4 separate regions of the Homo sapiens genome follow, and all the other regions are linked to region 1. A link is a contact called in ENCODE Hi-C or POLR2A ChIA-PET data. All regions are on one chromosome and are shown on one strand. Each heading gives the region's core, a stretch centred on a gene start or an enhancer-like site at or near the end of the contact. The rest is flanking DNA. Distances are from core to core; before and after follow the strand shown.

Evidence for each region. Hi-C counts contacts between places; a loop is a spot of excess contacts on that map. ChIA-PET counts read pairs that join two places held with the same protein, here RNA polymerase II (POLR2A). Pooled maps may share reads with other maps.
Region 2: a pooled map shows a loop between it and region 1 (6-fold over the local background). The contact joins the enhancer-like site here to the promoter of LUCAT1 in region 1. A Hi-C loop is called at or near these places in 2 of 168 maps with a recorded cell type or tissue (PC-9 and gastrocnemius medialis) and 10 of 50 pooled maps. POLR2A ChIA-PET finds 5 or more read pairs at or near these places in 3 of 52 experiments (A673, BJ and Panc1).
Region 3: a loop to region 1 is called in a pooled map, with 12 times the contacts of the local background. The contact joins the enhancer-like site here to the promoter of LUCAT1 in region 1. A Hi-C loop is called at or near these places in 7 of 50 pooled maps. POLR2A ChIA-PET finds 5 or more read pairs at or near these places in 3 of 52 experiments (A673, HepG2 and endothelial cell of umbilical vein).
Region 4: a loop to region 1 is called in a map of MCF 10A, with 9 times the contacts of the local background. The contact joins the enhancer-like site here to the promoter of LUCAT1 in region 1. A Hi-C loop is called at or near these places in 13 of 168 maps with a recorded cell type or tissue (A673, CD4-positive, alpha-beta memory T cell, MCF 10A and 10 more), 1 of 37 single-sample maps with no recorded cell type and 22 of 50 pooled maps. POLR2A ChIA-PET finds 5 or more read pairs at or near these places in 2 of 52 experiments (A673 and Panc1).

Annotation. Positions count from the first base shown.
Region 1 is chr5:91,313,004-91,315,703 of GRCh38, forward strand. LUCAT1 (lung cancer associated transcript 1) reads right to left here and starts at 1,399. Exons shown (of 5, transcript NR_103548.1): 1 at 1,077-1,399; 2 at 635-774; 3 at 75-226. RefSeq lists enhancers at 824-2,023, 911-1,698.
Region 2 is chr5:91,125,195-91,127,894 of GRCh38, forward strand. All of the region lies in intron 87 of ADGRV1 (adhesion G protein-coupled receptor V1), which reads left to right. Among named protein-coding and RNA genes, the nearest start is that of LUCAT1, 190 kb to the right of the region's middle. Within about 2 kb of position 1,342, at least 7 of the 41 ENCODE cell types and tissues checked have a DNase peak (open chromatin) inside an H3K27ac peak, as active enhancers do.
Region 3 is chr5:91,057,315-91,060,014 of GRCh38, forward strand. All of the region lies in intron 85 of ADGRV1 (adhesion G protein-coupled receptor V1), which reads left to right. Among named protein-coding and RNA genes, the nearest start is that of LUCAT1, 260 kb to the right of the region's middle. Within about 2 kb of position 1,362, at least 5 of the 41 ENCODE cell types and tissues checked have a DNase peak (open chromatin) inside an H3K27ac peak, as active enhancers do.
Region 4 is chr5:91,100,629-91,103,328 of GRCh38, forward strand. It overlaps ADGRV1 (adhesion G protein-coupled receptor V1), which reads left to right. Exons shown (of 90, transcript NM_032119.4): 87 at 1,591-1,712. Among named protein-coding and RNA genes, the nearest start is that of LUCAT1, 210 kb to the right of the region's middle. Within about 2 kb of position 1,348, at least 3 of the 41 ENCODE cell types and tissues checked have a DNase peak (open chromatin) inside an H3K27ac peak, as active enhancers do.

The DNA of each region.
Region 1 (2,700 bases), core at 149-2,648:
AGTGTCTAGGACAGCTCCTAGCTCATATTTAGTGTTTAAAATAAGCCTCTGATCTTTCTCTTTATTTACAATACCTTTTCATTGGGAGATGAGGACAGCATTTGGACACAACTGTACAGGCACGCTAAGTCTCATCCTTCCAAAGACGTCAGTCACATTCAGCCCCTTTAGCAGTTTCATCAACAGCATGTATAGCACATGTGATAGCAAACAGCAAGTTGGATTCCTTAATAAAGCAGTAAAGAAGGTCAGCCAGGATGTAGGCTTTAAAGCCAAGGCCAGCTCTTCTGGGCAGGACAGTTGTGGCTGATGTATGACAGCCAAATGTAATGAGAGTCCTCATTTGACATATTGAAGCGAGCACCTCAAGGATGGGCAGGGAAAAGAACCATCAGCAGTACTCACCACCAGAGCAGCAGTGAGTGCCCAGGTCAAACTGGACAAGGGCTGGCAGACAGGTGGAAATGTGAGTACATCGTTAGATTTGAAAAGGCCTTTGGCAGGGCACAGTGGCTCACGCCTGTAATCCCAGCATTTTGGAAGGCCAAGGCGGGTGAATCATGAGGTCAGGAGAACGAGACCATCCTGGCTAACACGGTGAAACCCCGTCTCTACTAAAAATGCAAAAAATTACCTGGGTGTGGTGGCGGGCGCCTGTAGTCCCAGCTACTCAGGAGGCTGAGGCAGGAGAATGGCGTGAACCCGGGAGGTGGAGCTTGCAGTGAACCGAGATCGCGCGCCACTGCACTCCAGCCTGGGCGACAGAGCGAAACTCTGTCTCAAAAAAAAAAAAAGAAAAGAAAAGCCCTTTTAAAATGTCCATCCTCCCATAACCCTTTGAAGCCTCCCACGTCCCCCCAGTTCCTCCCAAATGGCATATAAAAAGGGTGATGGCTTTTAGACAAAGGCAGTAGTACTCCCCAAACAGTTAAGGTCCAGAACATCATCTTGTATATACCTGTCTTAGAGCTATCACGTTGTGTACTGGAGTTTCCTGATTACATGACAGACTCCTCTGCTAGACAAACTCCTGAAGACAAGGAGGGGTTCTTATTCATCCTTTAGCCAAACCTTACCTGTAGCTCAGCATGTAGCCCATGGTAGATGCTGAACCAATTTTGTTAACGTGAGAGAAATACAAGAAAGCCAAGTCAGAAATACCATTGTTGCTGTTAGAAAACTTCAAAGAGGAATTTGTGGTCTCTGGTGCCAAGGTCCCATAAGAGTTCCAGCTGGGTGAGCTTCTTGTGAGGAAAGGAGCCAGAAGTCAGAACACATAGTGTGACAATATGAGAGAAAAGAGGATGAAAGCTGTTCTTAAATTGCACCTGTCTAAGGCAATCCGAGCTTGACACATGGTTTCTGGAGGTCTGGGCATTGTCTGAGTGGAGTGTTGATTGTATGTCTCCTGGAGCCTTCTGTTTAAATAACTGCCAGAGCAGGATGACTCAGCAGCCGGAGGATGAGATGCTCTTGATCTGCCGTCCTCTTTAAGTGACAAATCACATTGCCCTGGGTGTCTGTGGCAATCTCTGATATGACACACTCCTTCCTGCCAGCCCATCAACCAGGGTGGCAAGTCACAGTTACTAATCTGGAGACGGCTGAAAATTGCTGACAGGCAAGATCCCATGCTCCAAGTGTAGAGAATCATCTTTAAAATGAACTCTTGTCAATCTTGTCAATAGATTTTCTTTTTTTTTTTTCTTTTTTGAGATGGAGTCTCACTCTGTAGCCAGGCTGGAGTACAGTGGTGTGATCTTGGCTCACCGCAACCTCCACCTCCCGGGTTCAAGTGATGCTCCTGCCTCAGCCTCCCCTGGTAGCTGGGACTACAGGCGCATGCCACCACACCCAGCTAATTTTTGCATTTTTAGTAGAGACGGGGTTTCACCATGTTGCCCAGGCTGCTCCGGAACTCCTGACCTTAGGTGATCCGCCCACCTCAGCCTCCCAAAGTGCTGGGATTACAGGCGTGAGCTACCACGCCCAGCCTAGATTTTGTTACTGAGACTGAGTCTCACTCTGTTGCCCAGGCTGGAGTGCAATGGTGTGATCTTGGCTCAGTGCAACCTCTGCCTCCTGGGTTCAAGCAATTCTCTTGCTTCAGCTTCCTGAGTACCGGGGATTACAGACGCCTGCCACCACACCTGGCTATTTGTATTTTTAGTAGAAACGAAGTTTCGCCATGTTGGCCAGGCTGATCTCAAACTGCTGACCTCAAGTGATCCGCTCGCCTCGGCCTTCCAAAGTGCTGGGATTCTAGGCATGAGCCACGGCACTCAGCCTTGTTTCTGAAATGTAGAGACTGATTTTACATTTCTAGTCTGTCTCCATATCAAAGACTCCCTATTGTCTTCAGGATAAAGTCGAAATTCAATATCCTGACCATTAGGGTCCTATAGGAACTTATCTATACCTACCTTCCTAGCATAATAGAATCTTAACTTGTTTTGCTTTTTTTTCTACTTGATATCGGCTTACTTCTGTTTGTTTCTTTGTTTTTGTCCCTGGCAGATAAATGGTGACAGGACAAAGCTTTAAGAACGTGGCCTAGAGGCCAGGTGTGGTGGCTCACTCCTATAATCCCGGTACTTTGGGAGGCCGGAGCATGCAGATCACTTGAGATCAGGAGTTGGAGACCAGTCTGACCTAACATGGTGAAACCCTGTCTCTACAAAAAATCCAAAAAATCCAGAT
Region 2 (2,700 bases), core at 92-2,591, 190 kb before region 1:
AATGGATGAGAGTGGAGAAGCACAGAGGTTGACATCCCCTAAACTTGTACGAGAGTCTTTTAAACTCTGCTGCTGACATGGCGTACAAACAGTGGTCTCTAAAAGTGCATTTCATTCACTTTGGGTAGGTCATGCATTATAATATCATTTCCCCCCAAAAGTAGCTATTACTATTACTTCCTTGAAAGGGCCAGGAATATACTTGGAAGATACAGTGAGAGCTACAGTCTGGAGCATCACAGCACAGAGCTGTTGCCTGATCCCTGAAAGTACATTGACAATCCCTAAGGTCCATAGAGAATCCAGGCGACACTAGTCTTGGGCAAATCACAGCATAGAGTTAGACTTGGAATCAGACAGGCCTAAGTTTGAATTCCAGTTAGAGTGCCATCCCTAAATCCCAGTAAATGAAATAACACATAATATGCTTAGCCCAGTGCTTGCCACACAGTAAACACTCAGTAAAGGGTAGCTTTATTATTTTTTTCAAAGGAATAAAGGAGAAGAGTTGCACGGCCTTAAATAATTCTCCAAATTTATTTTGAGTGAATGCATTTTGTGCTAGAGCTTTTCATTGGTAACCAGATCAACAGAGCTTAGAAAGCACTATTTTGAGGTATATCAGATGAAATGAACACATGCAGTGATTATGTTCATATTTGATACAGAGGGATCTTATTTCATTGTCGTCTTCCTTCTACCATGCTATATCCATCTGTAGTTCTGTTTTCCTTTTTAAATGTTTCAAACCTTACCTTTCTTTGGAATCCAGCTTTAAATGGACTACTTCCTTGAAGCTTTCCATGCCCACTCTAGTTTATAGTAACATCTTCTGATGCAACCCCCACCTCATTGCATTCCATATTTTCACTCATTTGGCACCTCATCATACATTGCCTGGGGCAGTTCCCTAACCAGTTCCCTGAAGACCCACTCTCTTGGTTCTTTTGTACTGCCTGTAAAGCTTAATTACAGAGCTGGCACAGAGTTCCCAGTAAATTCTTGTTGAATTAAATCTCTTATTTGAAATTTCCAATGCCTCCACTCCCCTTCCACAAATTCTCTCAATGTAGGGAAATCTCTTTAGATGACTAACCGGTGTTAACACCTCAACCCAAACTGACATTTTCAAATTATTTAGATGCTTCATAATTTTCCAGTGTGTTCTACCAAAACAATGTTTACATGAAAAGAATATAATTATTCAACATTTTTCCTAAGACTATGGTAAAAGCCAGCAGCATTGCCCCACTTAGAGGAGCTAAAATAGCTAAAGGTTACATGCTTTGCCTCAAATAATAGACTTAGTGAAGAGGGTAGAAGTAGAAATGAGGTCAGCCCCCCAGAGCAGTCTGGTGGCCTTGAGCAACCAGGAAGGTAAAGCCGGTACCTCAGTTAAATCACCAAGTTTACTGGAAGTGCATATTTTTCATGTGCCAAATTCAGTAAGTCATGGAGCAAATGTTTATTTTGCTATGCTTTAAAAAGTTGCTTTGCTTCTTGTAAGTTTTCTCAGTGGAAGGGTTCCAAGTTATGACTTAATCTATGTTTGCAGCATTGCACTGGAAACAGGATTTGTCTGTGAAATGGCTCTGTCATTTGTGGACCACTTCTGTAGGGAGATTGTGGATTTAGGAAGGGCAGAAGCAACAGCAGATATGCCTGGTGTTTGAATGGATGTGCCTCTCTCGGAGGCAGCAAGCAGCATACCCATATTATAAAGTTTTTGATTTTCTAACATCTGAAGACAGGCATCCAGCCTTGCAGAACAGCCAGGTGTCTGTTCTATAGACTACAGTTCCTTGTTTCCAGAATTACGGTAACCAAATAATACACAAGGTCACCTGATTGCACTTCCCAACAACCTGAACAAAGAGCACCTTTGCGCTTGCTGGTAGGTGCTGTACCAGACTCTTTGTAATCTGCCTTAGGTCAGAGAAGAACAAGCCATTACCAGTATGGGAGTCCATCCCTAGTCAGGGCTAGTTGCTATTATCCCTTGAATACTCTGCAGGCATCCCACAAGACATTTGAGACTTCATATTTGTCAAATAATAGAAATCTGGCTGGCCTAGTGGCTCATGCCTGTAATCCTAACCCTTTGGGAGGCTGATGTGGGCAGATTGCTTGAGGCCAGGAGTTTGAGACCCACCTGGGCAACACAGTGACATGTTGTCTCTACAAAAAATTTAAAAATTAACTAGGCATGGTAGTGTGCCTATAGTCCCAGCTACTCCAGAGGCTGAGGCAGGAAGATCCCTTGAGCCCAGTAATTCAAGGCTACAGTTAGCTCTGATCCTGCCACTGCACTCCTGTCTTGGTAAAGGAGCTAAACCCAGTCTCACCAAAAAAAAAAAAAAAAAATCTTACTAGAGATTTGGGTTATTACAAAAGGGATCACTTAAAGACTTTATGTCTTAGAGACATATTTCTTCAGCTGGATAAACAGTCCATATAATCATACAGTAGACAAAGCAAAAGGAAGATCTTAGTGACAGCTTAAATCCAGGATAAGAAATTAGGAAGCTGCCTTTATAGAGACACCAGTACTTGCCCTGAACCATTTTAATTCTCCTCTGTTTTCATAATACAAATTTGGGATGTTTTCAAATTCAACAGACCAGCAGTGCTGTTGATTCATAACCTAAACAAGCTTGTTAACCCTTTCCAAAATAAAGTCACTCTGCTTCTTGAACTCAC
Region 3 (2,700 bases), core at 112-2,611, 260 kb before region 1:
GTACCATCATAAAGGGAAGTGTTTGAAGATATTAGCTGGCCCAGCTCCACAATTAAGAAGTTTGGCTACAATTAAAAACTTAAGAATATCAGTCAAAAATATTTACTGTCTATTAGATCATCATTTTTTTAATGAGAAGAAATTTAGAAAGTGCATAAGGAGACAGCCTTACATTGTTTAAAGCCAGTTTTAGACTATTTGGACTTTTCTTATACATGCATGAGTATGCTCAGAAATTCAAATTACTCTGCTGTTCCTATTTTATTTCACTGCCCTGAAATCCTGTTGTTGAAACTACAAGACTTGAAAATAACAGGAACATCCTGTTGACAAAAATAAATTCCTTATGATAAAATATTTTTCAACTGAAGCCAATTTTTTTTGGATGGGGAAAGGGCCTTGGTGGGAGAGGGGATTGTGAGTGACAGAATGTTGGTTTGGGTTCATTGCTCTTTCCTCCTAGCTTTGCTCTCTCTCCTTCTAACGGAATTAGTTGTATTATTTTACATGAATTTTTGTATTATGCAAAAATGTTGATGTGTGGTGTCTTTGAAAACTGTTTTATGGAAGGAATACGTGTGTCTGTGCTGCCCAGGTATTACTAGTGAGTATTATACTTAGGAATGAGCATGTTTAGTGTGATGTTCACTAAACACTTGATTTATTCAATAGTCCCCTAACCCCTGGGAATGCATATGCAAAGAATAAAATGTTTCAGACATTTGCTTAACAAGGGATTTTAGATTATTTGCAGAATATGGTCCCTGAAAACATTTTAGGTTATTTTTCCATGGAGTCTGACTTACGCTGAGAAGCCTCATTATAGCACTGACCAGGAGTTTAAACAGTCAGGTGCTGGGCAGGCCTCAGAAGTCCTTGCACTTGGTTTCTTCACCCATCATGCTGGAGGGAGGGTGGCATGACCTCTACTATCCCTTCTAGTGCTCAGATTCAATGAAGGAACTTATTTTTTAAAGAAGGAAGTGCTGTTATCTTTCTAATGGGCAGCTCAGAATGGCAGGGATATTAATAGTGGCCTGCATTCCAATAGTCAACACTGAGATCTTCCAGCAGTCACCCCATCCAGAATGCAGGCTTTGAAAGGCTAGAAACCCTCCCTCTTCCATAAAATCGTTAGGTAATTGACCTTTTTTTTTTTTTGGCATCTTTTGCCCTCTTTTTGGAAGCTTTGTGGGAGTGGGACAGTAGTATGGAAGATAAGAAACCCTAAGTTTAAATCCCTAGAAAAGCCCCTGAACCAATAGTCAATTTACTGCTGCTAACACCACTGGCCAGACTGGTTTGTCAGTCACTGGTGGTGTGATGGTGTCATGTTGGGCTTCCTTATTACGTGCCTCTTTTTGAATGACCCATCATTACCTTGACTTTTCAAATTGGACCAAGTTTCAACACTGATTTTGCAGAAACACACATGAGTCATGAGGAAAAGTAGCAAAGGGAAAGTTTTCCTCCTTCCCCTCATGCGGACGTGCTGTGGACACAGGCAGACAATCATAATTGCATGACTGAGTCACCTTACACACCTGCTGATCGGTAAAGAACTCAAGAGAGAAAGAGCTGATTTCACCTGCCTCTTCCACAAAGTCTCCTGACTACCCCAACTGAGGCACTGTTTTCTTTCACTGAACTCATACTGCACAGCACTTTTCTCTGACACATAAATAAATGTGATGAATGTTCACACTTTCCTCTCTACTATTTGGTATCTTCTCTTTTTTAATGCAAATTAAATCTTGTATACTGTATACATAGGAGGATTTGGGCTTAGCAATAGACGACAGTGATCATGGTTATCTTTTATTGAGTACCTACGGCATGCCAGCCTCTGATCCAAGACCTTTACATGTATTCACTCATTTGGTTCTCACTGCACTCTTGTAAGGTAGATGCCATTGTTTTCCCTATTTTATTTTTTGGAAAACTGAGCTGTGGAGAAGCTACATACTGAGTATGTGGAGAAGCTACATAGTTGCAAAGTCAATAAGAGGTGTACCTGGGATCCTTCCAAATATCTGGCCTCAGAGCCTTCATTATTACCAGTATTTTTTTTGCAAGCAGAATTATTCTAACCCATCAGTAAAAGGCTTCTCCTCACTCTGTCCTTCCCCCTACATTATACCCTCAACAGCAAGATCATTTTCTTTTGAGAAGCTTCTTTACAAAAATCATAAAGGAGCTCTCTTGACATCTGTCTATCTAGCTCATTAGACGTGTCTAGTTTAGGGCAGTTCAAATTGGGACTTTTAAAATGTTGCCTCTACATATGTATGATCTAATTCTTACCACTTCAAAGCTTCAGGGAAAGTGAAATGTGTCATTTCCCCCTCAATATTGGGAATTCCCCATAAAGTGGATAAAATTTTAGCCTGTATTTCCTTTTAGTTTTACTTTCCTCTTCTGAAATTAATTCATGACCTCTATCTCAAGTTTTCTCCAGATTTTTGGCCCATATTTCTTTTTAACATTTATCAAATATCCCTTGCATATTGGCCTTTTACATTTCTTAAGTTTCCAGTTTTAACTGTAACATTGCAGGACACATAAAAATGATAAATAAATACTAATTAATAGTAACATCATAGACTAGCAACAATCCAATATGAGCATATTTAGGGTTTAGATATCTTAGTACATTTTTATGTACTAACCCATTACACAGCAAACACCAACGTCCTTACA
Region 4 (2,700 bases), core at 98-2,597, 210 kb before region 1:
AAAGATATTTACATAGTTTCAAAGAAATGCCACATATAAAACTTCTTAATTACACAGGGGAAAATGCTAACTTTACAGTGAAGAATTTGTGCAGCCATCATCTTAATCAAGTGACCAAAATGAACATCTTCAGTAACGGGAAAAATTGAGTTCTTGCGTCACCTTATAGAATGCTGTAAGATGAACTCAGCATCCCTTCTGTGATTTCTAACGGCTTATAATCTAAATCTAATCACGAGAAAAATCAAATAAACTCAAATTTAAGGACACTGCAAGAAAAACTGGCTGGTAATCATCAAAAGTGTCAGGGTTACAAAAGTCAAGGACACACAGAAGACCCATTTGGGATTAAGAATCTACGAAGACGTGTCAACTATACACGACTGGATCTCTGGATCTCTCTGCTAAAAAGGAAATTACTGGTATAATAAAATGGAATCTGAGAATGATAGTACTATATCAGTGTTAATTTCCTAATTTGATGGCATCATGTTTATGTAGGAAAATGTCTTTGTAGAAAATACACATTATTCAGAGGGTAATGGGGGATCAGATTCACAATTTTCAATTAATTCAGGGAAAAAAAAACTTTCTCATTGTACTCTACTTGCACGTCTTCTGTATGTTTGAGATTGTTTCCAAGTAAAATTAAATTTGAAAATTGCTAAAGTTGTAAGCAACTGTTTAAATTTCCATAGTGGACGAGGATTTTAGGTGTTAATTGATGATAGTGGGTAAAGAAGGGCTTTGAGGTCTGTCATGAAAGTTGTCAGTGGTGTGGTCTACCCTGATGTCTTTCAACAGCTTGAAAATGTGTTTATTTGTGGCTGCAAAGATCCGATTCACTTTCTAAATCTTATATAACTTGTCACTTAAATATTAAGATCGCCTCTATATGGTTATTATTCTAAAACTCAGATAGCAAAGAAAACTCAAAATAGACAAGTGGAAAGGGTAATAAAGTCCCTTGGCCCTGAGAAAATCTATTCTGAAAACGTCTGAAACAAACTGCATTAGAACATGTGTAGAATAAGTTTAGTTGATCATTATGAATCAGTCACTTCATCTTTGCTCTTAAACTTACCAATAAATTTTGGTGTCTTCTCAGTCAGAAAAAAGATGTGAGTACAGGTTTTTCCAACACACACACACGTGCGCATGCACACACACACACACGCACACACGCACGATGTTATATAATTTCTGTTCTTAAGTGCCTGGTTGGAATATGCTAATTTCGGGAGCACACTACTGCCTGCCATTTTCTGGTGGAACAGTCTTTTAAGGAGATTTCTACAAATCCATTGTTGCTTTGTGGTACTTACTGAACAGTCCAGCAGGTGGTAGTCTAGGAGAGGAACAGTTCTCATCCTCCCCCAGCCATCCCTGGGCCTACCAGCAGCCCCATTTGCAAAACAGAATGTGGACTCAGCAATGTGCCTTCTCCCCTCTGGCATAAGAATGGGATTTCCAAGGTTGTTCTCTCAAAATGGGCACTAGAATACCACAGAAAGAAGCCAAAAATAACTGTGTATACATGTGACTGTGCAGTATTCTGAAGCTCAAAAATTCTTTTTTTTTTATTTCTAGAAATTCCACTGATTTTATATCTCTTTGCTCTGATTTCCGTGACATGGCTTTGGGGAGGACTACACATGGCCTACAGACACTTCTGGATGTTGGTTCTCTTTGTCATTTTCAACAGTCTGCAGGTAAGCCTTACAATTTGGTTAGTGACAACATACATTTATCTTAATGAACACAAGGCATAGAATTTCAATATTAAAGAGTCAAGCATCCACACACAGGTGAATTTGTGTACATAATAACATCATATAGAGTTGTAAAATAAAATGATAGGAACCTAAATCCTTAACATTTGAAATATGACTGGGATTCTAACTTGCTCATTATACAATTAGGGAAGACAAAATATTTATTCTCCTTCATTTTGAACATCGAAGTAACTACACAAACATATTTCTTTTTCAGTAGGATTGATGTTTATCAACTTTGCAAATGGCAGTCATGTAAGATCAATGCACATATTTGGATTGTGGCTGGGTCTAGAAATTAGATCAATTGAGGAGTGAAATAGTGATGTTCAAGCAGTCCCCTCTTAAGTGTGATGCTTAGTGAAATGAGAGTGTTTGGTTCACTAAAACATGACTGACATCCCCTAAGTCCAGCAGTGCCCAGCTTAAATTAGTTTTATAAGCATGCTTGGATAACTAGAAATTATATAACTGCAGCAAAAATGAAAGCTGAGATTTTTAGTACTTTTGTTAAATGGAAAAATGTTGCACCCTGATATTAACAAATGGAACAAATGAACACATTTTCCTTGTTTTCCAAAGTGAAACGATCTGTCCTAGACTAAAAGAATTTCTTAAATTTATTAAATTATCTCTAAATAGTCCTTCTTTTGGCTACCATCTTGCAAGGATCATGTGTGGCAAACACACAGACATATACACACCTTCAGAATTGTAGCATACAATTGAAATGTGACTCCAGTCATTTTTTAGGTTTGCACCTGAGCAGACAAACTCTTCAGTTAGATCATAGCTTACATGATGGTGCCTAATCAAGGACATTATCAACTTAGGAAGGGGAAAATACAAAACAATTAAAAGTTTAGAACCAAGTTGCTACAAGTTTCTATATAGACAACTGTCTGTGGTTATAGTTACAGGTGAG